Regions from separate parts of the Homo sapiens genome. Here region 2 is linked to region 1. A link is a loop called in an ENCODE intact Hi-C map of the cell type or tissue named here. Cell type or tissue: K562. All regions are shown on one strand. Each heading gives the region's core, and the rest is flanking DNA. Links, peaks and the distances in the headings are about the cores only.

The links. A loop is a pair of places that touch in the nucleus more often than their neighbours do. Peaks named below come from ENCODE experiments on the same cell type or tissue, not always from the same donor. Only the 100,000 strongest peaks of a DNase experiment are listed, where the experiment ranks them.
Region 2: a loop joins it to region 1, with 7 times the contacts of the local background. A loop is called at or near these places in 55 of 110 quality-filtered maps.

What each region holds. Positions count from the first base shown.
Region 1 is chr10:78,042,575-78,058,325 of GRCh38, forward strand. It overlaps a transcript of RPS24 not described here. Among named protein-coding and RNA genes, the nearest start is that of RPS24, 17 kb to the left of the region's middle. RefSeq lists enhancers at 57-166, 4,996-5,055. In K562, for the core only: a CTCF peak has its summit at 4,898 (motif pointing right); a DNase peak (open chromatin) is centred at 4,877.
Region 2 is chr10:78,649,759-78,665,509 of GRCh38, forward strand. It overlaps LOC105378379 (a long non-coding RNA gene), which reads right to left. Exons shown (of 5, transcript XR_946100.2): 3 at 10,190-10,274. Among named protein-coding and RNA genes, the nearest start is that of LINC00595, 390 kb to the left of the region's middle. In K562, for the core only: a CTCF peak has its summit at 7,997 (motif pointing left); a DNase peak (open chromatin) is centred at 7,983; H3K27me3 peaks cover 1,081 bases.

The DNA.
Region 1 (15,751 bases), core at 2,841-7,840:
TGTCAGCAGGCTTTGGAAGAGCCTCCATAAAATGCAAACTTGACTTTACTAAGCTGAATCAATATTGAGGGAGCACATCCCTTCCTTCAGCTTGTCACTGATGGGAAGCTGTGGCTTAGAGAGAGCAGGGATCTTTGAAGAGTGATGAGAAACTCAGCTAGAGGTGGTTCTGGGAAGGTACCTGCAGTGAATATTTGGGGTGCTGCTTTTTAGCTTTTCCTAGCACCACAACCATGAGTTCTGTTTGTAGCTGGATGTGCCTATGTAATCAGGCAGCTTTCAACTCTGCACTCTTCCTTTCTTCCCTGGCAAGTTGCTTATTTTAGGCTGCCCTTAAAGACAGCATCTTACATGGTGCTCTCATGGAGCCGAAACAGGTGCTGTCCTAAACTCTGAACAACGATCTCCATTAATCTGCGCGCGCACACACATACACACATATTTTTTTTGAGATGGAGTCTCACTGTCACCCAGGCTGGAGTGCAGTGGCAGAATCTTGGCTCACTGCAAGCTCTGCCTCACGGGTTCACGCCATTCTCCTGCCTCAGCCTCCCAAGTAGCTGGGACTACAGGTGCCCGCCACCATGCCCGGGTAATTTTTTGTATTTTTAGTAGAGATGGGGTTTCACCATGTTAGCCAGGATGGTCTCGATCTCCTGACCTTGTGATCCGCCTGCCTTGGCCTCCCAAAGTGCTGGGATTACAGGTGTGAGCCACCGTGCCCGGCCTAATCTGCATGTTAACTCCAAGAAGCATGTCTTCCTGGACCCACGCTGGAAAGGGTGTAGAGCAGTTAAGCATCTTACCAGTGTCTCACCCATGAAGTGGTGGGGATGGGATTGGAATGCAGTCATCTGACTCCAAAACACTGCATTTTTTCAGGCACTCCAGTATTAAGCTACTTTGCACTGTGCATATAATGGTATATAAAACTCATGACTGCCAGCAGGGTGCCAGTTGCCATGGGTTTATTGAACAAGTGTTAGATGGCTAGCCAAATTCCCAATTTACTGACCACCTGCTGTGTCCCTGTTCTGCAAGTTGGGGATAAAGAAGCTGTTCTGTCTTGAAAGCTCTGAGGTAGTTAATGACGATCCCATGATCTGGCTTCTGTTCCTTTCTGTGAAGTAGCAGATAGTGTATGACTGTGACGTGATAGAAATTGAGAGCCAAGAAGATCAGTGCAGGGAGGCTGGGTCTTGGAAGGCTTCCAGGAGACATACAGCAGTCCCCACCTATCTAGTTTCAGTTGCTGTCGGTCAACTGCAGTCTGGAAAATTATCATGGCTAAATGGTCTGGGATCACCCAAAAGTGATGATCCTCTTGAAGTGTCATCAGAAGGTCAATAGTAGCCTAACACGTCACCATGCCTACGTCATTTACCTCCCTCTCCCTTCCACATAGGCATTTTATCTCCCATCAAGAATGTGAATACATGTACGTATTCAGAGGAAAAGAGTTCATGCAGCCTACTACAGTATAATTATTAATATCTTACTCCCTAAATTATGAACTTTAATTATGTATATATAGCAACAAACTTGGTGTAGATAGGGTTTGCGGTTTCAGGCATCCACTGGGGGTCTAAGAACGTTTGCCCCATGGATAAGGGAGGATTACTGTAACACCAGCAGTGGCAAGAGACATGATCTGATTTGGATGCACAGGAGAAAGTTCTCATTTGAGGCCATGAAAAATAGGAAAGAAAGCAGGGAGATGGGAGCAGGCAGTGTGGGACAAGGTGAGACCAGTCATTCTGCAAGGGGAAGAGAGGATGACACTGGGGAGGTGGGAGCAGAGTGGGTAGGTAGGCATTCTCTTGAATCAACAAGATGGAAGGCCCTACATGACTGATGCCTTTGAGCAGAGTTTTGCACAATGCATTTCTGGTGGGAGATACTCCATTTCAAAAATAGTCTTCAGGTTGGCTGCTAGAGCACAGAAGTATGACACCTGACTCATTTGTGCTGGCAGAGAGGCTCTCCTGGGTTTTAGAGCTTTGTGAACACACCTCCATACATTAATCCAACTGTCCTTCCCCATCCACTCACCCTTGAACTTCCCGCATGCCAGATGTTGAGGGGAGGCAGAAATGAGACCTGCCTCCCAGTGCCCACAGTCTGGATGAGAGGGTACAGGTGAGGTCCTGGTAAGAAACGAAGCTGGAGAGGTCAGCGGAGAATAAATCAGGGAGGATCTTGTATGCCAAGCTAAGGATTTCACTTGTTCAGTGTTTTGGTTAAAGAAAATAAAACGTTGGAGAATTAGATGTTCTGCAGTGGATTGTGTGTTCTTTTCACATGCCGAGTTCCTCCACACAGGAAATACTTTGGCAACGCTCTGGCTGCTCATCATGCATATTGGAGAGGGAATTTATGTAGAAGGTTATGGGTCGATGAGATGGCATCCAAGTATTTATCGTATTTTTTTGAGATGGAGTTTCACTCTTGTTGCCCCGGCTGGAGTGCAATGGCACGACCTCAGCTCACTGCAACCTCCGCCTCCTGGGTTCAAGCAATTCTCTGCCTCAGCTTCCCGAGTAGCTGGGATTACAGGCATGTGCCACCATACCTGGCTAATTTTGTATTTTGTAGTAGAGACGGAGTTTTTCCATGTTGGTCAGGCTGGTCTTGAACTCCTGACCTCAGGTGATCTGCCCACCCCGCCTCCCAAAGTGCTGGGATTACCGTCGTGAGGCACCGCGCCTGGCCCCAAGTATTAATAACTCGGAAAAAGGGACCAGATCAGGAATCAGGAGTCACAGTTCCTGATCTCCACTCAGCTTACAATCAGCTGGGGCCATGGATGGGCAAAAGACTTCCCTTTTCTGGGCTTCTATTTCCCTCCCTGTGTCTGTCTGCTATCCGGGCTAGATGAGTAATTCCGAAACCTGGCAGGTGGGGGCTTTCTTTTTTTCTTTTTGTGAGATGGAGTGTTGCTTTGTCACCCAGGCTGGGGTGCAGTGGCACTGTTTTGGCTCACTGCAACCTCTGCCTCCTGAGTTCAAGCGATTCTCCTGCCTCAGTCTTCTGAGTAGCTGGAACTACAGGCGCCTGCCACCATGCTTGGGTAATTTTTTGTATTTTTAGTAGAGATGGGGTTTCACCATGTTGGCCAGGCTGGGGGCTTGTTAAAAATACAAATGCTGGCTGGGTGTGGTGGCTTATACCTGTAATCCCGGCACTTTGGGAGGCTGAGGCGGGTGGATCACTTGACGTCAGGAGTTCGAGACCAGCCTGGCCAACATGGTGAAACATCTCTACTAAAAATACAAAAATTAGCTGGGCGTGGTGGTGCGTGCCTGTAATCTCAATTACTCAGGAGGTGGAGGCACGAGAATTGCTTGAACCCAGGAGGCGGAGGTTGCAGTGAGCCGAGACCATGCCACTGCACTCCAGCCTGGGTGACAGAGCGAGGCTCTGTCTCAAAAACAACAAATGCCCAGCCTCTTGCCCCAGTTTTCAGAGTTAGTAGATCTGGGTAGCGCCCAAGCACCTGATGTTTTAATAGCTTCCCAGGTGAGGCTGCTTCAGGAAACTGGACTGAAGCTTCCCAGGTGAGCTCAGGCTTGGGAAGCTGGACTGAAGTTTCTCTAAGATCCGTTCTGCCTCTGAGAATTCTGTCTCTAATGGGAATACTGTCTCTGCCCTCAAGAAGCTGGCAGATGAACAGTAATACTATTGCTAATTAATGACCACAGAATAGCTAACATTTATTGTTTACCATGTGCCAGGTACTGAGCTAAGTCTTGCACAAATTATCTCATTTACCTTTTTTTTTTTTTTTTTTTGAGAATGAGTCTCGCTCTGTCACCCAGGCTGGAGCTCTGGATTGCACCAGTGGCGCAATCTCAGCTCACTGCAACCTCCACCTTCTGGGTTCAAGTGATTCTCCTGCCTCAGCCTCCATAGTAGCTGGGATTACAGGTGTGTACCACCACACCTGGCTAATTTTTGTATAGTAGAGACAGGGTTTCTCCATGTTGGCCAGGCTGGTCTTGAACTCCAGACCTCAGGTGACCCACCTGCCTCAGCCTCCCAAAGTGCTGGGATTACAGGCATGATCCACTGCACCTGGCCTCATTTACCTGCACTCGGAGGGAAGTACTATTACCCCCATTTTATAGATGAGGAAATTGAGGCTCAAAGAGGTTAAGGAACTTGGTTAAAGTTACACAACTATGGCATCCTATGATAAGCCTGGGGGCATTTGTGGAACATCTTGCCAAGGAGCTAGAAATGGTCCTGAGCCTTAAATGGGTGGAGGTGATTAGCTGAGGCAGCGATTCTCCAGGTGTGGTCCTGGACAGCAGCAGCAGTGTCACCAGGGAACTTGCTAGAAATTCAATTTCTTGGGCTCCACCCTAGAATTACTGAATCAGAAGCTGTGGGTGGGGCCAGGTAACCTGTTTTTTTTTTTGAGTTGCCCAGGCTGGAGTGCAGTGGCGTGATCTTGCTTCACTGCAACCTCCGCCTCCTGGGTGCGATTCTCCACCTCAGCTTCCTGAGTAGCTGGGACTACTGGTGCCTGCCACCACGCCTGGCTAATTTTTTTTTTTTTTGTACTTTTTAGTAGAGATGGGATTTCACCATGTTGGTCTGGCTGGTCTTGAACTCCTGACGTCAGGTGATCCGCTGGCCTCGGCCTCCAAAAGTGCTGGGATTATAGGTGTGAGCCACCGCGTCCAGCCAGAACCTGTGTTTTGATAAGCTCTCCAGGTGATTCAGATGCATGCTAAAGTTTGAGAACCACTGAGCTTAGGGAAGGGGAGGATATTCCAGAGGGGGACAGCTGTGGAGACCCGGTAGGACAGTGCTGTAGACTGCCCCATCCCTGCCTTTTCACTTGGTGAAATAAAGACGTGTGATGCACTATGCAGACTCCCACAAGGGGGCACTGTGGGCACAGACGTGGAAGCGGTCTGCTTTGTTGTCAAGACCGCTACCCTTGTGGAAGCATGAAAAAAGCTTGATGCCAGATCAACTGGAGAGGTCACTCTTTCTTCTCAGAGAAGGTCTAATGGGGGTGGTAATCTTGTTTATAGGATTCGGCCCTCGTAGGGAAGCTGAACCTGGAGGGCTTTCTGCTGTTCATATGTGCATGGTGATGTCTACCCATCCGTGCTGCGAGGTCTCTGCAGATCCTGTGCAAACAGCATTCCCCCTTTTGTAGCTGCCCAGCCAGGCAGCTTGCGGTTTCTATTGGGGGAGGTGGGGGCCGAAGGCTGGGAACCCCAGCAGCCCGATTCTGCTTCAGCCTTCTGCCTACAGTGCTATGCCTCTGTCCTATTCTTTGACAAGCATGGGTCCGGGGCCACAGTGCTGGGTCCAAGACCTGTTTTCAAGCCTTAGCTCTGCCCCACCACACTTTAAGATCTCTGGCAAGACCCCTTTCTCCTCTGGGTCTCAGTTTCCTACACTGTAGGATGAGAGAGTGGTGCTGAGAAAGTGGCTGTCAACATCTCTTTCCACTATAAAATTCTGCCCTGGGAGTTGAGGAAGAGACTGCCTTGTGCTTTTCAAGGACCTCGGATTGCAGGGGATCTGTAAACCCTGCTACATGACATCCATCTCCAGTAGCCACTTAAGGAAGCATTTCCAGGGATATGGTGCAAGTCAGTAAGGTGGAATCTCTCAAACAAGATTTTTTAAAAAGTCCATATCTTCAGACATCCAGAATTTGCTTTTATAGGTTTCTATTCTGCACTGTTTGGAAGAAGGAAAATTTATACCATGTTCTCTTTTCTGCTGCAGTGTGTATTTCTTCCAAAAATACATTGCCTCGGAGGGTCTTTGGCATTCACCTCGTTAATCCAGGGATTGGCATCCTATACTCTCGGTGACTGCTCACCCAGCTGAGCCACTGCTCTGCCTGGGCAGGAAATCTCCAGAACTGCCTTTTCAGAGCGCTATAGATGTGCTCATCCCTGGGTTATAAGGGGATTCAAAAGAGTGGTCCAGCCCTCTGCTGGCTCCCACCGTCGATGATGATATTCAGAGAGTCTGGTTAGAAATTGCCCAACCCAGCCGCGTGCGGTGGCTCACGCCTGTAATCACGTTGGGAGGCCAAGATGGGCAGATCACAAGGTCAGGAGTTCGAGACCAGCTTGGTCAATATGGTGAAACCCCGTCTCTACTAAAAACACAAAAATTAGCCGGGCATGGGGGCATGCACCTGTGGTCCCAGCTGCTCAGGAGGCTGAGGCAGAAGAATCGCTTGAACCTGGGAGAGGGAGGTTGCAGTGAGCCGCGATTGCACCACTGCACTCCAGCCTGGGCGACAGAGCGAGAGTCCATCTCAAAAAAAAAAAAAAAAAAAAAATTGCCCAACCCATAGGCAAACATTGTTAACTGCAGCTGTCCTTGGTGGAGGAAACAAGTTAAACATGATGTCTCTTTCCATCAGGCCTCCTTGGAGCGGGGAAGGAGAGCTCTTCAGTTCCTTTGGCACCTTCACGCAGCATGCAAGACGGGCTGCTTTTTCTTCTGTTTATGGATGAGGCACAGAGGGTAGATGACTTGCCCCAAGTCCTTCAGCTCATTCATGCTGGGGAAAGGAGTAAGCTTCAGGCGTCTTCCCCTGGAGTTCACGCCACCTCTGACAGCAAGTGAGCCGTTTGCTACTCAAGTGCTGTTTCTTGCTTTTTTAAGGTAACAAAACACTGCATGCTGTCTGGGGTACCTTTTCCCTGCTGTTCAGTTCATTGCCCTGTGTCGTCTCACAGAGCGTGTCACTGGTACAGAAATGTTCCCTGGGAAGCTAGAGTTGAAACATCGCCCACTGGTGCTCCTGAGCTGGCTTTGTCATGGGTTTAGAGGGTATGTTAGGGAGGAGGCCTTCTGCTGCAAGTCTCTGAGAAGTCAGCTTACACTGCCTTGAACAGTGAGGTTGCTTATTAGCTCCTGTAAGAACCCCCTGGATGCCCAGGAGCCTTCAGGGTTGGTGGACACTGCAGTTTAACAGCGTCTTCGAGGGCCTAGACGTTTTCTCTCTCCACTTTGCTGCCAATGCTGGTGCCATTCTGAGGGATAGTTGCCCATCACAGTGGGGCTGGGACTGGGTGAGGCAATGAAGCGCTTAGCATGTGAAATCCAAGGAGGTCTTCACCCACAGTGGTGCTAGTGCAAGGTCAGCATCTCCTTGACCCTAAGAGCACCTTGCCCTAGTACTGGGGCCTGTGGGAGGCCACCCACTCTCCACAAAGGCCAGACCAGAAGTCACCTGTGTTTTTTCTGCTCCTCTTCCATCGGCTGGGACTTAGTCTCCTGCAACACCTAATAACTGTGAGGTGGGCTGGGAAATATAGGCTTGTTCCAGCTCAGGCAGATGTGGGAGCACAGTTTTGGGGGACAATGACCAGTCTTTGCCACAGCAGGAAGAAAATGGTTGCTTCATAGGGATCCTTTCAGCAGAAACCTCCCAGCAAAAGGGGGAAGTTTACTGGGAAGCTGTGGGTGATCTAACAAAGCCAAAAGGTAGGCGGTGCTGGCAGCCTCCCTGGATTTGGGTCTGGAAAATCATTTCAGAACAAATCAGCTCTTCCTTCTCCCCTCCTTCCTCCTTCCCCCTCTTTGAGTCTATGCCTCTCTCTCTCTCTCTACAGGCTGGCTTTTCTTTGTTCCCCTTTCTGCCCCATGGCTGCCACAACCAGGATTTTATTGCTCCCCATTCCAAACTTCCGGCCAGATTAGTTAGACCTGCATCCTCCTTGCCACTTCCCAGGGACAAGATGCTGACTGGTCTGTCAGCTCATGGAGCCCACTCCCACTTACCTGGGGCTGAGGAGCACCTGCTGGGAAGGTTTGAGGGCAGGAGGGCTGCTGATGTATCCAATGCAGCCACCACTCCCACCGCTGAGACATCTGTCTTTCTTTCCTTCTTGTCACTCCCAGACCTCAGCAAGTGGCCGCTTTAAAAAGAGAATAAGAGCTTTATTGAGGTTTAATTCACAGACCATATATTCACCCTTGTAAAGTGTGCAATTCAATGGGTTTCAATGTATTTGCAGAGTGGTGCAACCACCACCACCACCTAATTTTTAAACATTTTGATTTTTATTTGGTCTCACTCTGTCACCCAGCCTGGAGTGCAGTGATGTGATCATAGCTCGTTGCATCCTCGAACTCCTAGGCTAAAGTAATTCTTCCACTTCAGCCTCCCACATAACTAGGACTACAGGTGCACAGCACCAGGCCCAGCTACTTTTTTTTTCTTTTTTTTTAGTTTTTGTAGAGACAGAGTCTCTACATTATGTTGCGCCTCCTGGCCTCAAGCTATCCTCCCACCACACCTATTCATTTTTGATCATTTTTATTATGCCAAAAAGAAACCCTTAGCCCGGCAGGTGTCTCATGCTTATAATCCCTGCACTTTGGGAGGCTGAGGCGAGCAGATCACCTGAGGTCAGGCGTTCGAGACCAGCATGGCCAACCTGGCAAAACCCTGTCTCTACTAAAAATAAAAAATTAGACGGGCATGGTGGTGAGCACCTGTAATCCCAGCTACTTGGGAGGCTAAGGCAGGAGAATCCCTTGAACCTGGAAGGCAGAGGTTGCAGCGAGCTGAGATTGCGCCACTGCACTCCAGCCTGGGCAACAGAGTGGGTGAGACTCTGTCTCAAACAACAACAAAAAGAAACCCTGTAGACATTAGCAGTCTCTCCCTATTTCCCTCAACCTCTGCCCCAGCCCCTGGCAACCACAAATCTGTTTTCTGTTTTTATAAATTTGTCTATTCTGGAAACTTCATATAAATGAAATCATATAGTGTATATAGGTTTTTATGACCGGATTCTTTCACTCAGCCTAATGTTTCCGTGCTATGTCCACACCGTAGCATGTATCAGTAATTTATTCCTTTTAATTACCAAGTAACATTCCCTTGTGTGGATTTACCACGTCAACATCAGTTGATGGATATTTGTGTTGTTTCTGCTTTTTGGCTATTCTGAATAATTTTGCAGCTATGAAAATTCATGTGCAAGTTTTTGTGTGGATGTTTTCACTTCTCTTGGGTATATACCTCGGGGTGGAATTGCTGGGCCTTATGGTGACTCTCTGGTTAACTGTTTTCCACAGAGGCAGCACCATTTTATGTTCCCACCAGCAATGTACGAAGGTTCTAATTTCTCCACATCCTTCCTGACACTTGTTATTATCTGTACTTGATTTTAGCCATGCAAGTAGGTATGAAGTGGTATCTCATTATGGTTTTGATTTGCATTTCATAATAACTAATGGTGTTGAGCATCATTTCATCTGCTTATTGGCTGTTTATATGTCTTCTTTAGAAAAATGCCTGTTTGAATCCTTTGCTTATTTTCAAATGGGGTGATTTGTCTTTTTATTGTGTTGTGTTAGTTTATATATCCTGGATGCAAATCTCTTATCAGATATATGGTTTGCAAATATTTTCTCCTATTCTGTGGATTGTCCATTTTTAAAATTTATTTATTTATTTATTTATTTTGAGACAGGGCCTTGCCCTGTCGCCCAGGCTGGAGTACAGTGGCTTGATCTCGGCTCACTGCAACCTCTGCCTCCCAGGTTCAAGCAATTCTCGTGTCTCAGCCTCCTGAGTAGCTGGGATTATAGGCATGCACCACCATGCCTGGCTAATTTTTGTATTTTTAGTAGAGACGGGGTTTCACCATGTTGGCCAGGCTGGTCTCGGACTCCTGGCCTCAAGTGATCCACCTGCCTAGGCCTCCCAAAGTGCTGGGATTACAGGTGACCGCCACCACCCCCGGCTTAGTTCTTGGTTTTTCTGTCCTTGGAAACTGCTGTCAGGGTTCCCGAGAGACTTTGAATGTAACAATAATACCTTCCTTTTATTGAGTGCCTACTATTCACTGTGTTGGGCACATTGTATATATTACCTTTTGTCCTGGAAATAGTTTTACAAGGTGGGGATTATTGTCCCCATTTCATAGTGTGATGAGGATGCTAAAAAAAAGCAAATGTTGCCTCTAGCTGCCGCCATGGGAGGTAGGCACCTGGAGCGAAGGCACGGCAGGTTCTGCTCTGCCCTATCTCCCTTTGGACCCCTTCTAGGGGTTATGTTGGATTTGGAAGCCACGAGGAGGAGTCTACTCAGACAAGAGCATCCTGATGGGGGCTGCCTTGAGATGATGGGGTGTAAGCCCTGTTTAGCTGGAAATGAGGAGAGAGAGACGTACCCTTGGTCAAGGGCTATCATGTGAAAGAAGGGTAACATTTGTCCTGGAGTGTGGAGTGTGAAGCATATGGGGAAATGGTTTGGGCTGGATAGCAGGCAGTTTTTAAAACTTGGAGCAAGCCGGGCGCAGTGGCTCATGCCTATAATCCCAGCACTTTGGGAGGCCGAAGTGGGTGGATCACCTGAGGTCAGGAGTTCGAGACTGTCCTTACCAATATGGTGAAATCCCACCTCTACTAAAATACAGAAGATTAGCCAGATGTGGTGGAGGGCGCCTTGTAATCCCAGCTGCTTGGGAGCCTGAGGCAGGAGAATCGCTTGAACCTGGGAGGTGGAGGTTACAGTGAGCTGAGATTGTGCCATTGCGCTTCAGGCTGGGCAACAAGAGTGAAATTCCGTCTCAAAAAAACAAACAAAAACAACAACAACAACAACAAAAAAAAAAAAAGAAAAGAAAAAAACCTCGGAGCTAATGGAAGGGGCCTGCCCCCTGGGAAGCAGCAAGCTTCCTGTTGCTGGTGGTACACAAGCAGAGCCTGGCTGCTTTCTAGGTGAGGTGGTTGTAGAAGCTCTTTGGGTTCAGAGTCCTGGGGGGGTTTTAGGGTTTCCTTGAATGCCCAGAGCCTGTATGTCATAGCTTCTGATTTCACAGGGACTTCCTGTCCACGCAGCTGGGATCTCTCCCAGCCCAGATTCATCATGTCTCACCCATCCTGAGGGCTAAATTTGGAATTTAATAACAACACTTTGGATTTATGTGGCCCGTTTCCTTGGAGGCATTACATCTGTTATCCCATTAATTCTCCTAATATCTTTGGGTGGAAGGTGAGGGAAGGTGAGGGAGCCTGAGAGGGGAGAAGGAACCTCTTTGGCTTCTTCAGCTCCTGAAGGGGAGAGGAAATGGCAGAGCAGGAGCGGGCCGGGGATGGGGGAACGTCTGCACCACAGCCCCTCTGGCTTTCCCCTCTCATAAAAAGCAGGTTGCTCACCGGATGAAGGGGTGTCTCCCAGCAGGAAGCTCCTGTGTTGGGCACAGTATATTGGTGCATAAGTCTCCAGGTGGACTCTTTGAGGGCTGGAAGTGGGTAGACATCAAGGTGGGCAAGATGAAGCCTGAGCCCTAAGCTTGGGAGGAGACCAACATGTCTACCACGAACCAATTTGCAGAGCTGGATGGTCTGGAGGAAGCAGTATGGCTTCCTGGGGAAGGGGGATTTGAGCTGAGTTTGGAAAGAGTCCTGGAGCACCCTGGAGTCCAGTTTCCTACCTCCTAGTCACGTGGTGTGGGTGAAGGCCATACCTTGGTGAGCTTTCCCAGGGTATGGGGGTGCCTAGGGTGCTCCTCAAGATCCTAAGGCTTGGCCTGGAGTGCTGTTGGGCGAATGGCCAGAGAGTCTGGGCAGGCAGAGGAGGGCTGGGGACTAGTGCAGGGAAGGAGCCGCTGGCACTGGCCATGAAGAAGGAGTGGGAAGGGAAGGGAAGGGTGGCCCAGGTGGAGGGCTCTGTGGGGCAGAGGCAGATTGGTGTGGGGGTTCTTGTCTACTCCAGACTATGCTGTTTTCATTCCTGCCTCTGTTCTGAGGCTTGAACTCCTGCAGGTACCTGGCTTTTACAGCCCTCCCAAGTGCCCTTCCTTCAAGCTTTGGCTCTGACTGCTGCTGATCTTCCCTGGTACCAAGTGAGGGAGGTGCAGAATCCCAGGCCACAGGCGCAGAACAGGGCGGCTGGAAGGCACCTGGACAATCCTCTGAGACTATTCTCTCCTTCCCGCTTTTGCAGATGAGGGAATTGGGGCTTGGAGTGCAAGCATTGGGAAGAATTTCCCAGGAAGAGAGATGCACAGATGTGAAGAACTCGAAGGCAAGAGAAAGCCGGGGGGTTGTGTGGCAGGTAGAAGTGCCAGGACCGTGGAGCGTGTGGACATGTGGCAGATTGCGGAGGGGCTGTGGCAAGTATTTACAGGTGGCCGTTACCTGGAGGAAGACTGAAAACAGAGAACAGTGCTGCCAGGCGTGCCTTTTGGAGAGGGCACTGGTCAGAAACGGAGCCTTCATGTCGCCTGCCTCACCTGCTCCTGCTGGTTCTCCCCACCCTGTGGACGGTGACTTGGTCCTCCACTTGCCAGAAGCCTTGTCAGCAACCTTGACTCTGTCACCCCACATCCAGGCCATCAACAAGTCTTTTGGCCCTTTCTTTGAAATCCACCAGGAATCCAGCTGCTTCTCCCCACCTTCCTGCCTCTCTGGTCTGGGCCACTAATGTCACTGCCATGGCCGCCTTGCTGCATTTCTGAGGATGCTTCATCTCTCCACCTTCTTCTCCACTCAGCAGCCAGCAGGGCACTGTGGAAATCGGAGTCACATGAGCTGGCACCTCTGTTCAGAACCCTCCAGGGCTCCACATCTCTCTCACCCAAATGCCAAAGACCTCCCCACGCCCCCACAATCCCCCACGACCTGGCCACTGGCCTCCCACCACCTTCCAGCTCCAGCGGCTCCTACCACATTTAAGGCTTTCCTTCCTAGTTTTAATTTTTCCTCGTCAGCAGTTGATTTTATTATTTTCTTGTTTATTGGTATTTTCCCACTAGAAATGAAGCTGCGTGAAGTTAGAGATTTTTTTTTTTGGTCTGTGTTCCTAATTAGCTCATTGCTATACCCCTGGCGCCCAGAACAATGCCTTGGACACAGTACGCAGTAGACTAAATAAATACTTGTTGAATGACTGACTGACGGAATGACGGCTGTGTGGGGAGTGGATTGGGTCGTGAGGCAGAGGCTGCGGTGGAAACTCAGGCAGGAGGTGATGGTGGTTCTTGGGGCTGCGGAATGCCAAGTTTAGAAGCTCTTCCTCTGCTGTGGCACATGAACCGGTCACTCGAGAAGGCTTTTAGATTTACTTTGCCTAATCCCCTCTTAGTGCATGTGGGGAAACTGAGGTACACAAAAGGAATTCCCCACCAAGTTAGGGGCAGAACCTAGCCCCCTTGTCTCCCAGATGGATATCTTCTTTTTTTTTTGAGACGGAGTCTTGCTCTGTTGCCCAGGCTGGAGTGCAGTGGTACCATCTTGGCTCACTGCAACCTCTGCTTCCCAGGTTCAAGCGATTCTCCTGCCTCAGCCTCCTGAGTGTCTGCGATTACAGGTGCACACAACCACGCCTGGCTAATTTTTGTATTTTTAGTAGAGACGGGGTTTCACCGTGTTGGTCAGGGTGACCTCAAACTCCTGACCTCATGATCCACCCAGCTCAGCCTCCCAACGTGCTGGGATTACAGGCATGAGCCACCGTGCCTGGCTGGACATCTTGTTATTAAAGCTTCTTCTCTCTTTGTAGGGGAGGGGGAGATGCCTCTGGTGGAGAAGACCAGTGTGGCAGTGACTGTGTCTGTTAGTGAACCTGGTGGCTGGTTGAGGGTCTGTCGTGGTGACTGAGGACACATACAAAGTGCTTTTCTCAGTGGTCACCTTGGTGTTGGTGAATAAGGGTCAGAAGATGGCTCCTGTCCTAGGGCACTGCCAGTCGGTTTGGAAGCTGAAATGCCTGCTTAGCAGTTTGAGGAAACACAGACCTTGGAGGATCTTCTGGTTGCCTCTTCAAGAATTCATTCTATTCCCCTTCTGCTCCCCAAATTTGCTTTTCTTGGGGTGGGTCTTGGTTGGCCTAAGCCAAGAAAGTATGGCATCTACTCCTTCCATAGCAATAGCTCAGGAATAGGCAGTGACCCAGACCTGAACCAATCAGTGCATGGAATTACCCCTGGCCAAAGTGGTTGATTGAGGCTGGGTGCAAGCAGAGTTGTGAGAAGGCTCCCATTTGGTGGTTGGAGAGATCGCACTTGCTCCAGAGGTCATAATGTGCAGATCTGAGGCTTGGAACTGCTGCAGACATTTTGCTACCACAAGTGAAGCCACCCTGACGACACAGTTGACAATTTGGAGCAGGGCAGAGCTGAGAGAACAGCAGGGAAACAGCCAGAGTCTTGCTCAAGCCTCCCTGAAGTATCTATACCCCTGGACTCTAGTTATGGGGGCTAATAAATGTTATATACTGTTTAAGGTAGTTTGAGTTGGTTTATCTGTCATTCGTTATTGAAAAAACATTTTTTTTTCGGCTGGGTGTGGTGACACACACCTGTAGTCCCAGCTGCTTGGGAGGCTGAGGCAGGAGGACCGCTTGAGCCCAGGAGGCAGAGGTTGCAGTGAGCTGAGATAGTGCCACTGCACTCACTCTGGCAACAGAGCAAGACTGTCTCAAAAAGAAAAGAAAAAAAAATTTCCATTTTCATCAAAAATTGTATTAAAGATTTTCTATGTGGTGGGTTCTATAATATATTCTTATAGGGAATAAGACCTATATTATCCTTCCCCTCCGAGAGCAATGAAAAAAACACAAATACTGAGGTGGGCAGATCACTTGAGCTCAGGAGTTCGAGACCAGCCTGGGCAACATAGTGAGGCCTGTCTCTATTAAAAAACAAAAAGAAAAGAAACACAAATATCACACATAATTATAGACAAACACATAGCCAAGTTGAGGAAGAACAGAAACAAAACCAAAACAGTTTTTCTGGGCTGATCACTGATCAGATAGAGATCATTTACTTGCCTGGCCTTTGCTCTAAAGATCTGGTTTCATGTTGGTTTTCTCCATGTTACTCATGAACCCCAGGAATTCTGGAAAATTCTTACCTTTCTAAGATCAAGAGTAGGTGTAGCAGTAGGAGCACTTTGAGTGTCAGGGTGACAGAGCCCAGAGGCAAGGCCCATCTGCAGGAAGCGAAGTGACAAGTTGCTGGGTGGCCCCTTGTGTGATCCTAGCATTGTCAAGGAAGAAATCTTAACTGATATTTGGGTGATAGGGAATCATGGGGAAGTGTGGGTGTGGATGGGGACAGCCAGAGACAGATGTGACTATTTTTTTCTTTTTCTTTCTTTTTTTTTGGAGGCAAGGACTCACTCTGTTGCCCAGGTGGGAGTGCAGTGGCTTGATCAAAGCTCACTGCAGCCTTGACCTCCTGGGCCCAAGTGATCCTCCTACCTCAGGCTCCTAGGTAGCTGGGACCACAGGCGTGTGCCACCATGCCTGGCTAAAATACATATATATATGTGTGTGCGTATATATATAAAATATATATGTGTAAATATATAAAATACATATGTACATATATTTTATATACTTATATATAAATATATACAATATATATGTACTATATATATTTTATATATATATATATATATTTCTTTTTGAGTCAAGGTCTTGCTCTGTCACCCAGGCTGGAGTGTAGTGGTGTGATGATGGCTCACTGCAGCTTCAACCTCCTGGGTTCAAGAGGTACTCCTGCCTTGCCTCCTGAGTTGCTGGGACCACAGGCACACACTACCACACTTGGCTAATTTGTTTTTCCTATTTTTTGTAGTGACAGGGTCTCCCTGTGTTGTCCAGGCTGGTCTCGAACTCCTGGACTGAAGCAATCTTCCCACCTCGGCCTCCCAAAGTGCTGGGATTACAGCCGTGAGCCACCACATCCAGCCAGCTAATTGTTTTTTATTTTTGTAGAGAGGTGATCTCCCT
Region 2 (15,751 bases), core at 5,023-10,022, 610 kb after region 1:
CAAAGAGGGTCATGGAGTTCATGGGAGGCAATGGAAGGAAAAAGGTATGAGAAAGTAAGGTGGGCATTTTCAGCTGGGTCTCACCCTGAGCTCAGGCTTTAGGAAGAAAATTTTCCTTGGCTTTTGGTTTGTTTCTGGGAAGGCCATCCTGATCATTTGCTTTGTTCATTTCCAAGGAGGATGAAATGTTGAGCAACGGACCTCAATGAAAGCAAGAGAGGTTTGGATCAAATATGGAGCAGAGCTTGATAAAGAGGATGTCAAGACAAGGGGAAAAAAAAGACCAAGAAAGAAGGGGGAAGGAAGATTAGTGGCAAAGAAATATCAAGGGAAGTCTCGACTCATAAAATAGAAATTAATGGATTACAGAGCAAGGACATTAAGAAAGATCTTTAAGAGGTTGCAGGAAATGGGGGAATTAGGGCAAAGCTGAGCTGTCATGTGGAACATTTTACATAACAAACTACTGGTTAAAGCTAATATAAGCTTTATATTATAAAGGGTAAGAGACAGCATGTGCCCAAGAGAGGAGAAATGAGAGACAGGATAATAGTCAGGATCCAAGCCCTGACTCAGAGGCAGCTCACTTGGCTGTGTACTCAATACTCCTAGAGGCCAGGCTATTGTCATCTGGAACTTGGGTCACTTACATGGGCTTGGAACAGAATCCACCAGTCCAGGATGATTTGGTGGATGGAGGGCAGATTTTTTTTTTACTGCAGCATCTTCAGAAGGCCTTTTCAGGTAGTATTTACCTTGGAAGTTGCTTCTTTCCCAAGGGGAAACATTAAAAAATCAGGAGCTACAAACATCTTATCTTCTGCTGTAATGTAGCTTGGAAGTGCAGCAGAGTGCCAGTGGAGAATGGAGAGGGGCTCAGCCAGAGAAATTGCTCCTCGCATATACACTCAGTGAACTGTGTCGCAAAGGGTAAGTCTTCTCAGTTCCAGCATCTGATGGTCATGACGCATGCTGACTGGTAGGAATGGGGATAGCCAGGGTTAGAGACAAGGAGTTGGTGGAGAATTTCCACCTAACATGTAAACTGTGTGATAACAGCTGAAGACGCCATCTGCAGTTGGAATAAAAACCCAGACATGGCCATTCCAACACAAGGCATTGGGGAACATGGGACAGCGAGGGGTACAGGGCATGAGAAGATGACACCAAACCAAAGATGGGAAGCAGACAATCTCATGGCTATCCCGAGGTCTTTTGTTTTTCTGTCTCTACAACTTTAACCCCGGAGCTGTCAATGCCTCTGTTTCCTCTGTGCAATTGAACACAAGGGAACACATACTCCATCTCACGCAGCATCCTCCATCATTCTCAACTATTTTAGTGGAGATTAAAACTGCAGCTAACTGGAAGGTAAAATAAGACTGTGGCTTAAATAAGAGAAAAGCTTGTGTATTTTTTATATAAAAGTCTGGGCAGGCAAATCAAGGGCCAATATTGGGTCCCATTGGGTCAGGGACCCAGGAACTTTCTAGATCTCTATCTCGCCATCTCTGCAGTGTGGCCCTTGCTCTCATAGTCCAAGGCATTTATGTTCCAGGAGAGAGAAAATGGTGAAGAAAGAGGTAAAGGGTGCACTCCAGGTCTCTCAAGGAAAGGACGTGGAAGTTATCACAGGACAGGCACTTCTGCTAACCTCCCACTGACCGGGACTTAGTCACATGGCCATGCAATGTGACTGGGAAGCACAGTCCTGATTCAGAGCAGCCACGCACCCTAATAAACATTCTAATCCAGTGGGAGAAGGGGAAATGGATCTTGGACAACTAGTAGTCTGACATGTTGACTAATCAGTCACAAAGTCCTAAATAAGGGAAAACACAAAGACATCATCATGTATTGACCTGCACGCTACTTGGCAATTGCCATGAAGTTTCTGGCACCCAGAGTGGGCACACCAAATAAATAATTCCCCATTAGAGGAGTCTGGGAGGGCAAAGCAGAAGCTAGGACTTGAAAGGGAGTTTATAGGACAGAGTTAAAAAGGAAAGGGGCAAAGCGAGGGTGGAATCATGCTCTGGGGGCTATGTTCTCCAGTGTAGCTGAGAAGCTGGGGAACCTGGGGGAATAATGAGGAGAAAAGCAGCAATTTGAGTGTGCACATTGGGAGAAAAGTCGAGAGAGAGAAAGAACAGAAATGGAGTATGGCACATGAGCCGAGTGATGGGTTGGGGTTTTTGTCTTTTGATGGTAGGGAAAGAACTTCACATTGAATAAGTTCTTCTTAAACACTTGCTCTATGCACGGTCTCATATTGGGACCATGAAATAAAGGAGGAGAAACAAGACAGAGTCCCTGCCCTCAGGGAACTTCCAGTCTCAGCATGTAAACTTGTATACCTTACAATGCTATATAGTACTTTTGAACCGACCTCTTCAAAAATTTCATCTTAGTTTATAAACATGGTAGCTGAAATATTTACCAAACAGATATTCAATAGATCAAGATCTGACATCAGACACTGGCTTTTAACTCATCCTCTGTCACCTACATGGTGACTTTTTAGCACCAAAAGTTCCATATCCTGGACAAACTGAGATGGTTGGTCACCCTTGCTATGTATAAGCTTCATGTTCTTGGGCAAGTTACTTGACCTCTTCCGATCTCAGTTTCTTCAACTGGAAAATGGGAATAATAATCATTTTGGCCTTTCATGATAGTCATGGACATTAAATGGGAATATGTTAATCGGGCTTAGCAGAGTGCCTAGCACAAGTGTTAATATTATCCTTTATGGTTACTCTTAATAGAACTGTTATGGAGCTGATGGAGTCACATATATTTTACCCACAATCTTCTGGATGAAAACTACATGCTGCACTGGAATAAGTGAACTTGAGTATTTATGATGGTTTTGTAACATATTTCTCAGGAATGGCAAGGAGCTACTGTTACTGGAAAATTTTCTTTTCAAATTCAATATACATCTCCAATTTCCCTTCTTTCATCTTCTCTGTATACTAATCATTTTTCCCATTGTCATGGGATCTGAAATAAGAATATCTTGTGAACATCCATGTAAAGTAATTGTCTGAAATGTTATAATAAATTTGCTTTTAAAAGGCAATTTCAAGTAGGTTATAGGAATGATAGGAAAATCTTTTTTAAACTTCCTGTTTTTATTCACTCCTTCTTTCAATGAGTATTTAATTGTGCTATTATTCGCTGTCAAGCAACATGCCAGGCGCTGGGTACACAAGAATAAAAAGCCCCAATCTCTGCTCTTAAGGAACTCCCCTGAAGAGATGGATCATATATTGCATATGAGCAATAAATACAGAGATGCAGGTGCTCACCAGGCTGATGAGAATCCCTCAATGTACTTGACAGAATCAGATAGAGTTTCTAAAAGAAGTATTGGATGAGCTAACTCCTGCATTCCAGGTGAACAGAGAAGGTGCATAATGGGAAAGGCACTGAAGTAAAAAGCCCCAGCGCCGTTCAGGTGACTATTGGGGTTCAGATGATGCAGAAGAGGGTGGTGGAGACTTTGTTGGCAAATTCATCCAACAAATATTTGCTGAGTACCTATTATATGAATGGTATCATTGAATATACAAGACACAGATGCTGTCCTTGGAAAGCTTAGGACTTAGAAGGGGAAATAAGATGCACACACAAACAACTAATGCAAGATACCTGTTATGGATTGAATGTTTATGCTTCCCTCAAATTCATATGTTGAAGCCCTAACCCCCAGTGTGGCTGTATTTGGAGACGGAGGCTCTAAGGAAGTAAATAAAATTAATTGAGGCCATAAAGTTGGGGCTCTGATCCCATAGGATTAGTGTCCTTGTAAGAAGAGGCACCAGAGAGTGCTCCCTACCCCACACCCCAAACTGAGCATGCACTGAGGAAAGTGAGAAGGTGACTCTCTGCAAGTCAGGAAGAGAGCCTCACCAGACACCGAACTGGCTGGAACCTTGTTCTTGGACTACCAGCTTCCAGATGTGAGAAAATTAACCCCCGTTGTTTAACTCATCCAGTCTGTGGTATTTTGTTATAGCAGCCTGAGCTGACTAATACCAATAGCCATGATGTGACACAGGGGGAAGGAACAAAGTAGCACTGAACTCAGAGGAGTGGAGATATCTGCTGCCTCAGGGAGCCAGAACCAACTTGCAGGTGTTTAGGTGAACTTGATAGTAGGAGAACATTCCAGCTATTGGAAGTGTCCTGGGCTAGCTGGTAGCATGAAAACTCACAGCTTTCACTTGTCTGGAGGATCTGGCATGTGTGATGCAGAAGCATGCAGGACACACTGAGGTCATGTTGTGAAGGGCTTTGAAAGTCAAGATGAAGACTCTGGGCTTCCTTGAGGAGGCATGAGGGCACATTGGTGGTTTTAAACAAGCAGAGTTTCATTTAGCACTATTCCTTGGGCTGAGTAACCTGGAGGTCCCTGGAAAGGCTCAACCCTAGAAGTGATTGCAGCAACGCAGGTGAGGATGCAGTGTAGGGCAACAGAGGTGGCATGTGGCAAGAGAGATCCAGGAGGTCAGATCAACTACATTTGGCAACTTTTGGATTTGGACCAGAGAAAGGTGGAAAATAAATGTTAATAATAAGAGAGTTGAAAACAAGGTAAGCTCATAAAATCAACTTGCTGACTTGTCAATTTGTAGATCACTTACTCCTAGAGTAGTCCACGTGAAACTTAGGCTGAATGGTCGGCACCAGGCAAAGACTTCACTTCCTTCTGTTATGCCTGGCTGTTGTCCAGTCTGGAACCTGAGTGATGAGGCTACTAAAAGTGAGCATGCAACCAGGAGTAGAATGAGCTCTAGGGCAAGGGTGATGTTTTCCTTCTTGATTATTTCAGCCTGAAGTGGGACCAAGCAGTTGAAAAGTACCACTGCCTCTCAGAGAGATGGAAGCCAAGAGAGTGGATCTGGAAGTCCAAGTGCTTAGAGGAACACTCTTGTGATGGAGACAGAAAAAGACAGCAGAAGATCTGGGAACAGCCTGCATTTAGAATGTTAGAGAAGGAAGGAGAAACATAAGAGGAGACTAAAGTCTTTAGAATAATTGGGCTACAAACCAGGATAATGTTCAGGGACCATTGGAGGAAGGACCCAATGGAGGAGGGAATTTCAGGAAAGAATCATGGTCAGTTGTGCCAATGACTGCAAATTATAGGAAATGAGGAAAGGAAAAATATTACATTTATGATGAGACTCAGCAGCCCCATTCCTGGAGAAGAGAATAAACAGCTCTCTGTACTGGACAGCTGAATTCTCCCCTTGCTGAGGAAGAGGTTCGAACAGACAAGCCCCCAGGGCCCCTTGGCTGAGCCCACACACTTTGGTCTCTCATACTCTGATGGGACTTTTTTCTTACCTGGATTGCAATGAAAGGTGTGCACAGGAGGTACAGTGAGCAAATCCGTACTCAGAGAAAATGCTAGAGTTGTCGCAGCCCATTTCAAAGACCTTGAGTGTTCACTGCATTGCCTCCCAAACTTTAACATGCATAGGGAGAATCCAGTTTATGATTTAGGGGATCTGGGGCAAGGTCTGAGAATCCTCATGCCTCGCAAGCTTCCAGCAGCTGCTGCTATACCTGCTCACTCAACTGCACTTGAAATCACAAAAGTCTAGAGCACAGCAACTAACTGGTGGTCCTGGCACCACTTGCTTCATCCAAATGTGTTTCTTTGACCAGCATAATCTTCTAAAAAATTAGATTTACTTGAAAACATCTAAAAATGTGCAGATTTCACGTTTTAATAATTCCAAATTCTGTCTTCTCTTGAAACCCTCAGGAGATGTGGCCATCCTGCCCTTACATGCTGGAACACAGCAAGTGCTGGAGCTGACCTGTGGCTGCCCATTTTAGACAGTTTCAATGCCCTCCAGCCTGCCCAAGTCCTCATGCCCAGGCCCACTGCACACCCCCATTGACACTGTCTCCTGGCCCATGCAACCCCAGAGTTTTCCACTTCTCATCTAGAGCCAGCCCCTCACTCAACAGAGGAGAAATGAACCCTAGAGAGGGCATGGGATGAGCGGGTGCTGCCACTGTTAAAAGCAGCACTGTGTTTCTGCACCCCAGGGTTTGTGCTCAGTAACTGTTTACTGAATGACCAAATACCCTTTTCCATTATTGTGCTAGGGTCAACAGCTGATGCTGGTGTCCACCCACGGTGCCCCCCTACCCTGGCCACAGCACACCCCCCTTTATCGATCTCCTTGATTAATAAACAGTCCATGTCAGAGAACAGGAGCCTAAATCACACATCTCTTTGTGCCTTTCTCCAGATTTCTTCTTTTGTTTCTTGGGGAGAGGCTGAGGCAAGTCAACTCACAAAAATGTGCTTCCACTGAATGGGATCCTGGAGTTTATCTAATAGGCAGGTTGGGAAAAATGAAAACGCTAATTACTTCAGGGAAAGATGGAAAATGAGTCAGCTGATTGGGCCACCAGGCAGCCAGTAGGAGCTGATTTTTTTTTTTTTTAAAGAGGATAATGACTTATTCTAGGGGATTTCAGTTGTGCACACACAACAAAAATAATTCCAAGTGTCTGCTAGCAAAATCCCACGCTGCCGAACATCGCGTTTGAAAATTAATGTGACAAGCTGGAGGCCTATTTGCCCCAAGATCAGAAGACAATGAAAGCTTCCTCCCCAGGAAGTTTCTCAGGGTAGAACCAGAAATCCGGAACTGGAGAACCCAGAGGGCAACGCCCCACCGGAGCCAGTGGACGGGAATCAGCTGGGACGCCATGCTGCCCTCCTTTGTCTGGGTGATCAGGCCCAGCCTCCCGAGTTACTGATGATCCATATGGAAGCTGGTGGGGCTGCACATTAATTGCCTTGTTCAACCCATCATTAAAATGATACGTCTCGCCTTCGGGAGCTGTGCTGGCTGGCGGCGAGTTGGGCACACCTCCTGGGTAGAGAGGTCTCCCAACAGGGCCCTACACACGCTTCTTTCTGAAGAGTTGCACGGTGATTTGGGGTTCATGCTGGTGCCATTGGACTCTAGGAACCAAGGACCCCAGGGCCCTTGCTCCCACTCTCCTTTCTAGCGGGCAATGGAATTAATGAACCCCGGGCAGCCCTGGATGCAGGGCACACTCGGTCCTTTACAGCTCTTTGTCTGCAGCCAGGCTCTTGTCTTTCAGAGCTGGCTGCCGCCCCGTCTCTGGAGCTGATGCAGCAGCCAGATAATGAACAGTATATCAGCGGAGGCGGCGGAGGGGGGCGACGGGGAGAGAGGCGAGCGCCCGAGCGAGTTGGACTGACTTATTATTCCTTCACTCTCAAACAAAACAAAATCATTGGCCTGCCAGGGTCATTAAGGACCCCGGGGTTGTCATAGAAACGACCTTTGGGGCCTGGTGGTTGTTAATGCATGAGTGACTGCCTGCATTGTGTGTGTGGGGAGAGGTCAGAGTTTTGTTGGTGGCTTAAGAAAGAAAGAAAGAGAGTGAGGAAGAAAGAGAGCCAGCACAAAGCCCAGGATTGGGCGGCTGACATTCAGAAGGAAGGTTGTCCGCCGTGGCATTGATTAGCTGTCTGGGATGGTGAAAGTCCTGTGCCCGGCACATAGTAGGTGCTCAGTAAATGTCTGCAAAGGTGAATGGACACGTTTCTCTGGTTAAAAATGCCCTCCTATGCCCACTCTGAATTCCACCTCCCCGTAACCCGGAAGCCACTCTGCCAATGCTCTCCCTGAGAGTGCTTAGACAGGTAATGCTCCATCATTGTTCCAGCCGAGAGTAACAAACTCACAAGTTTCAGGAGGCACTTCTATGCCTTCAACTTGGACAGGACAATTTTCATGGTTCCCAGGGACCCAGGAGGAACTCGTTGGGGTGGGTGGGCAGGGGCTTTTACAGAGGAGAAATATAGGACAACAGGGCCTCCTCTGTCAGCCTTGGATTTACAGATGCGCCTTCAACCCACTTTCTAACCAGGGCACTCTGTCCCCTGCCAGGAGACACTGAGCACCACCCGTGAGACGGAGCTCCCCCTACTGGCTGGTGTTCAGAGAGCTCAATCTCCAGGGGTTGACTCTCTCCAGCTTGTCGGGTTTCAGAACCAGCCCTGCTACTAACTCTCTGTGTGTCCTCTTGCAAGTCCTCCTTCCTCAGTTTCCTCACCTGGAACATTAGACATGGTCCAGATGACATCTACAGCCCATCCCAAGCCTTCTGTTCTGATGCCTCTGGGTGGGGGTGGGGGGTGGGGGGGGTGTCTTTTCTGAATTTAGGATTTTACTTTCCAGGTTGGAAGAAAACATTCTAGCCACCTTTTGGGGGTGATTATAGAACCATTTGATCTCTGAGATGTCTAAACCTGGTTGCCTTCTCTGGTGTCACCATAGAAGTGAGGAGGCCCGGGCCTTTCAAGATCCTCTAACACTGTACTGCTTATGTTAACTGTAACACCATGTCCCCTGATAGCCTCTTGAAGTCTCCTTGTCACATTTGGAGGCCAATCCCAGGACCTGCCCACTGGAGACACACTCACTTAGCATTTACTACTAGAGTAGCTTCTTCTTAAAAATAGTTTCAGGAATCTGTCTGAAACCTTACCTGGCAGATTCTCAGATCTTTGCTCAAGCAAACCAGACTATCACTCACAGAATCCCTTCTTCAGCTCATGGACCCCAGAACACAATGGCTGCAAAACCCAGGTCTCTGATGTGGGCCCAGAACGAACAAACACCTCATCTCAGTGAATCGCAAATGCCTGCATTGCACATCTGTGCTCTTTTGCAAGGACTTTGCTGGGATTCGTGATGAGCACACCTATTACAGAATCTGGAGTGAGAGTGCCCAGTACAGCGGGGGTGGGGGGGTCCCTTGTGGGCAAAGGACCATCACATTCATCTACAGCACTGAGCCTGGTTCCTGCCCTGGAGTAGCAATAAGATATTGGAGTGAATGTTTGGTTCCAGTCTTTCATTTAATTCTTATAAAAAGGCAAGCAGCTACATCCCCCACAGAGCAGATGAGGTATCAGACAGGAGGAAGTGTGACTTGTCCAAGGTCACAGGAGGAGCAACTTTAGAAGCCGGACCCACAAGCTCCAGTCTGTTATGGCTCCGCCCACAGTGCTGCCGAAGCTGTCACCTGCGTGAGTACCAGAGAGTAAGAAGCGAAGAATCTTGTTATTTATGCTCATGTTGCATAAAATGTTATGCTCAGATAGAGTCAGTTTACCTTTGTTTTTGTTTTTAAAATCTGCACAACTGATTTGCATAACTGTCAGGGCCATGGCCTGGCACCTGTTCCCCTGTGTGTACAACAGAAAGGAGACTTTTGCCTACAGTCGAGCATGTTTTACTTCCTTTCTCATTAGTTGCAGAAAGAGAGAGGACTGTGCCCAGCTTGGACTCCAGTTCAAATCCCACTAAAACATGCTGAATCCTCTGTTTGGCATAAAACACGCTGAATCCTCTGTTTGGCATAAAACACCCAACTCAGATTGTTGACATATATTCTCTTTTCAACAAACTGCATCTTCTCAAATAAGTGAGAAGACAAAAATCCATCGAGTTTCCTGGTTTCCAGAGGTAAGAGAATTCAAGAGCAAACACTTCAGCATGCTGGAGCTTAAGTTTCCAAGAAAAGAAATGAGGAGTTGCTGATTTGGAGAAAAGGCCCCAGGCTAGACATGACTAGCTTACCTGGGGTTGCAATTGCTTCTAGCTCATGTGGTAACCTTTCACAAGTCACTTCCCCTTGTAGAGTCTATTTCTACTTTTCTAAAACATAAGGGAGCCCAAACTTTGAAATGTTGTAATTCTGAAGCTTAGGTTCCTATAAAGGATGATAAACTCCAGAGTATTTGTATTTAATGAAGTTTAACACCAGGTTATAAAATAGAGCTTCCTGGGAGAATGAGCCATCATCTAAACCAGCAGAATTGAACAGAGTGTTTTACTTTGCATTAATATGTTCCCTTAGGGACAAGGACAAAACCCAACATTGTAAAAAATGTCTTGAATATTTGCATATTGCATATAGAATATTTGCATGCAGTATTTATGTAAAGCATGATGCTTATTTTTCAGGGTGGGAAGGGGGAAATCTAGTAACTTGCTCAGTATCAGGTGCTTTTCATACAGCATTGAATCTTCAGCAACCCAAAGATGCATGGTATTCATTGAACCTCTAGAGAAACTGAAGGCCAGAGTAGGGACTTACCCATAGTTACCTGGTAAAATGCAGGGATATCCTTATTCCTTTACAGCACTTTTCTCTCCTACAACTTAACAACATTCACAGTGTAAGAGATATGCCTGGAATAATGTAAAAGAAATGAATTTAGCTCAGTGGGTTTTTATTCATATTCCTCTCTAGGTGGAAGTTTAGACAAGGTGGCCTCTAAGATCCATTTCACCTTTTTCTTTTTTTTTTTCTTTTTTTGAGATGGAGTCTCGTTCTGTCACCCAGGCTGGAATGCAGTGGCACGATCTTGGCTCACTGCAACCTCCGCCTCCCGGGTTCAAGCGATTATCCTGCCTCAGCCTCCCTGAGTAGCTGGGATTGCAGGTGTGTACCTCCATGCCCAGCCAATTTTTGTATTTTTAGTGGAGATGGGGTTTCAGCCTGTTGGCCAGGCTGGTCTCGAACTCCTGACCTCGTGATCCACCTGCCTCAGCCTCCCAAAGTGCTGGGATTACAGGCGTGAGCCACCATGCCTGGCCCAATCCATTTGACTTTTAAACCCTAACTTTCAGTTACTCATTTAAACAGTATTTACCAAGATGAATTCTGAAACATAACACACCCAAGAAATATTCCAGGGAAAGCATGTTTTGTGGTCAAATATGTTTGGAAAATATTGCAAGTTGTATCCTCAATTAGAGACTTACAGTGCACATTACAAAATATCAAAGGCTCTGATAAGGCCTACAACAAAAGCTTGCATAACTGTTTGATCCATTTGCCAAAATTATTGCATTCTGAACCCACATAACACTTATGAACATTTAATGAAATGACTTTGCTATTTAACACACTTGGAAAGCATTAGAATAATTGTAAAGTTTATGAATCTGCATCTCCCTCGTGTCTTGCCTTCTATCCTCTCTGCGAGCAGAGAAACAGTGGCCCTCAGGAAGGGTCATGGGCAGGGAGAGAGGATGAGGGGAGAGAGTCCATTTAAGGTTAACCAGGGCTCGTGTCCAGCTTCTGCTTGGAAGACCGACTCACCCGCTGCTCTTAAAATGCTGGGAGAGTCCACTCATGAAAAGCAAGAACCTGGATCAACTCTGATTTCCTCCATGAGAAATAGTCATTGCTCCAGCAGTCTCGGAAACTTTGATACGATAAATATTTTGATGCTTTCTGTATATTTATATAAGCCCATTTATTGATGAAAACAAAATGTGTCACATTTCTGTTTTGATCAGCCCTTTTAAGGAATTTCCCCACTCCTTTCCATTCTAAGCTGGAAACACCCAAATCTATACACAATAGAGTCTCACTGGACATGTCATTTATGGAAGTTGTTCCCTTGACTTGACTTAGTTAATTCCAGTGCATCCTTTATATCACAGCTTATATGTCACTTCCTCCTGGACTGGTTCCCTGCCTGCAGACTAGATTTAGTCTGCTTTTTCTGCTTCTAGGACAGCCTGGGATAGTCTGTGAGAGCAGTCATTAGGGCTGATAATTATATAGCCCTAAGAGTTTCTTTATAAATGTCTGATTCTCTCACTAGACTGTCAATCTCATGAGGACAAGGGCCATGCCTATTTGTTCATACTGCTTCCCAAATACTTAGCATGGACTGGCTAAATAGGCACTAACTAAATATTTGTTGGATGAGTGAATGAATGAACAAATTTCCATGTGAAGAAACAGGCTTCATCTGCCTGGACCCTACATCAATCTTTTGTACTCCTGTGCTACCAACTGTGATTTTGCTCTTCTATTTAAACTCTATTTCACCCGTCAAGTTTGATACATGATCTTATGTCTCTCAATGCCTGGCCTTGCCTCCCTCTCTTGCCACCTCTTTGGATACATCACTCACAAGCCGCTAGGCAACGCCCACCCATCATAACCCTTCTTCTACCCCACTGGGCTGACCCCAATCAGATTTCCTGCCCATAGGAAGACCACCAGAGGGGTTTGTGATTTGTTACCTACAAATAAAATCATTGACCTTCCAATATCAAAGCTACCTTAAAGGTCACTTGTTCAATTTCACCTTTTGTCTGATGAAGAGAGCGGGAATCAGACAAGATAGGTGAATTGTCCTTGGACAGAGAGCAGGAGGAAAAAGGAGTCCCTGGGATCCATTCCATGTCAGCATTCATTTCAAAACGGTGTCTGCTTGTTCATTTTTTAAAGTAAAAATTTAAATTGGTACATGCATGACATTCAAGAAGCATAAAAGGATTCTAAAATGCTATACAAAGAGTGCTCATTACACTGTATGTTTATACTGTCACTTACTCCCATTTTACTGATGAGGAAACTGAGCCTTATAATTACTAAATAGTGCCTCTAGGACTTGAACTCAAGCCTGCCTCTTCAGAGTCCTTTACTTTACTGAACCCTAAACACATGTAATTGGTTCAAGCTAAAGTGGCCTTCTATAAGCTCTAGACCCTGAGCTACTTAGAAACAAGATCACAGCCTGGCGCGGTGGCTCACGTCTGTAATCCCAGCACTTTGGGAGGCCAAGGCAAGTGGATCACCTGAGGTCAGGAGTTCAAGACCAGCCTAGCCAACTTCGTGAAGCCTTGTCTCTACTAAATATACAAAATTTAGCCAGGCATGGTGGCAGGTGCTGTAATCCCAGCTGCTCAGGAGGGTGAGGCAGGAGAATCACTTAAACCCAGGAGGCAGAGGTTGCAGTGAGCCGAGATTGTGCCACTGTACTTCAGCCTGGGTGACAGGAGTGAAGCTCCATCAAAGAAATAAAGAAACAAACAAACAAACAAACAAACAAACAAGACCACATACACCTTATTTATCTTTGGCAACACCAGTTCCTAGTTCAATATATTGTCACATAATAGGTCCTAAATAAACATTTAAAGGATGAATAAATTAATGAGGAAATTCACAATAATTAAAAGTTTGAAGCAACAGTTAGCATAGCATGATTTTCATGAACGATGGGCAGGGCAAAGAAGACAAGGCTATACATTTATCTCAAAAACTCATAGTGGCTAGAGAGAAACATTTGCCTCCTTAAGCTGAATGAACTTGTAGAGAATAATTTTTTTTGCTGCAAATGCTTAGGATATAAAAATCTGTATATATCTTGTTGAAACAGCCTAGATATGAGCATAATTGCAGTGATGTGTTACTCTCCAAATTAGAAACTAGAAATGGTGGTGGAAGGAAGGTAGGAATCATGGAGGGACACATGTCCTCTTCTTACCATTAAAGTTGATATAACCATTAAACTCTATATAATCATTACACACACGTGTATGTATGGTGTGTATGTACAGTATTAACCAACTGCTTTGAGAAAATTGTATGAAAGGTTAGACTGTTGAGAATCTGCATGCATGAATTTGAATATATGGGAGGAAGTGTGATTTTAATGCTTTTGGATATATATCTTAACCCTGCCTTGGAGGTTTTCAAGAAGTAGTTTCAATAAATGTAATTTGCCTTGTAATTAACACATTGAATGCTTCTAAAGTGCCCTCTTTGTCTTTTTTTTAATAGTTTTAAGCCATCCTTTGTCTTGACATTTGTCACTTGCTGAAATAATCCCTCTTTTCCATTTATACCACAAAGGTGAACCTCACCCAAGCCCCAGCATGGTGAAACTCAGAAATTCCAGGAGGAGAGGGTATTTAAAGTGAAGTCATGTGATATGTAGAATTGTGGCCCCTGCCCCACAGGACTTTGAAGACTATAAATGTTAAAGTATGATATACGTCAGTTAGCACCTTGTTTGGCATGCAGTCCTTGCTCAAAACCCAGCAACTATGTATTGAAGCTGAGTGGGGTGGGGGGTGAACCAGGCTGAAAGTGGGGAAGACAAGGCAGAAGAATGGGCTGTAGACCAGATAATGTTCATTTTCCCCAGGGCTCCTAGGATTGTTTTGGTAATTACTCCAGCTTCTTCAACAGCTTGTGATTTGTCCAGTGCCAGGGAACCTGAATTTGCATTGCACAATGCATAATTCATACGGCATGGAGAGCAATTATGAGCTAATTGAGGGTTGTAATGTTTAAAGACAGGACTCATTATCAGGAACATAAGGGATGTTGGGAGGGGAGAAGCTCTGGAGTCCATGGAGGCTCGTTCCCTCTAATTCCGCTTTCCTTAAGATGACTGTAATTGTCTCTTGAAGGGCACTGAAGTTCTCTCCTAGAAGAGGTTCTGGAAGCTGGGCAGCGGTAGCTGCTCCTCCTACTAGAAGAGGGCTGAAAGTGGGCTAGGATGGGCTCCTCCTTCTAGTGCTTTTGTTTGCCTAGTCGTCCACCTTGCCATGTTGACACAGTTATCTGGATTAATATGATTAGAGGGATGTGATGTTCCCATAACTACAATTTCCACTTCCTGGGGGTAGGGACAGTCTGGGAAATATAATTTGGTGCAGAACTTATGGAATTTCCAATAGAAAATCATCTCTTCCAGAAATTATAGGACAGTCCATTTAAATAGAAACTTCATTGGAAAATCCAGGAGCTGGGCTATGAAATTATAAGGAACCCTGGGCTGGTAGCAATAAGCTTTGAATCTACTAATGACTAGGTTAACCTCTCACTGAAAGGCTCTTGGAACATTACCACCCCTCTCTGGCCCTCAGTTTCTCCATCTGTACAATGAGGAAATTGAGTGAGACGGCCTTCTAAGGTCCTCCCAACTCTGATATGTTGTTTCTGTGCATCACACCTCATCCTTCTGACTCAAGGTTTTAAAGTATCTTGACAGGTCAGCCTTTTTTCTTTGGAAACCAGCTGTGTGCTCTTTAAAACTCAGAAGACATAGTGTGATTGTTACATGCAACAGAAACATTTTTAAGTTGGTTGTATAAGAATATAGCCAAATAAATCACTTTTCCATTGGCTTTCATTACAAAATCAGATATGGTGCATATCTCAAAATACTGAATCAAAGATATTTTAAGTGTTTGTATCAGCATTTACTCTCTCTGGTGTGTGGGAAGTTGTGATAAGTTGAGTCATGGTGTGCTGTTTATGTTTTGCCACCTTTTCAGAACTCCACAGACCTTAGCATATCTCTCATTTAAGGATTGTTTCAGCATAGACTTTTTGGCGTTTACTTTTTATTCTCAACCAAATATTTTGATATCATATGAAGTACTCCCCTTTACAAGCTAGCTGTAATTACCACGACTACTTGAGCTGGGCTGCAATATCATACCTCACCAGTAGAGGCCACTTTCTGATACATGATACACATAGCCTGAAGTCCAAACAATCATGGGCTAATACTAAGGGTAGAAGAGGTCTTTAAGATCATTTTGTCCCAATAAGCCTTATAAATAGTTCCATGCCTTATCACATCTGAAAATTACACATTTTGTAAAACTAACGTGCTTAAACTGAAGAGTGCCTGTCATTGACTCTCATGTAGCTTGCACAGTGTCTCTTCATTTAAACAGGGCACCTGGCCAGTTTGCATGCCTTTTGAATAATGAGGACATTTGGCATATTCAAGGTGGAGATTGTGTTATTCTCTGCCTGTGGTGCTAATGCAGCTATTTATACTAGGAGCCAAAGCAGATCTTTCACCGGAAAGTTGGGCTGTCATGTCTGTTTAAGCATT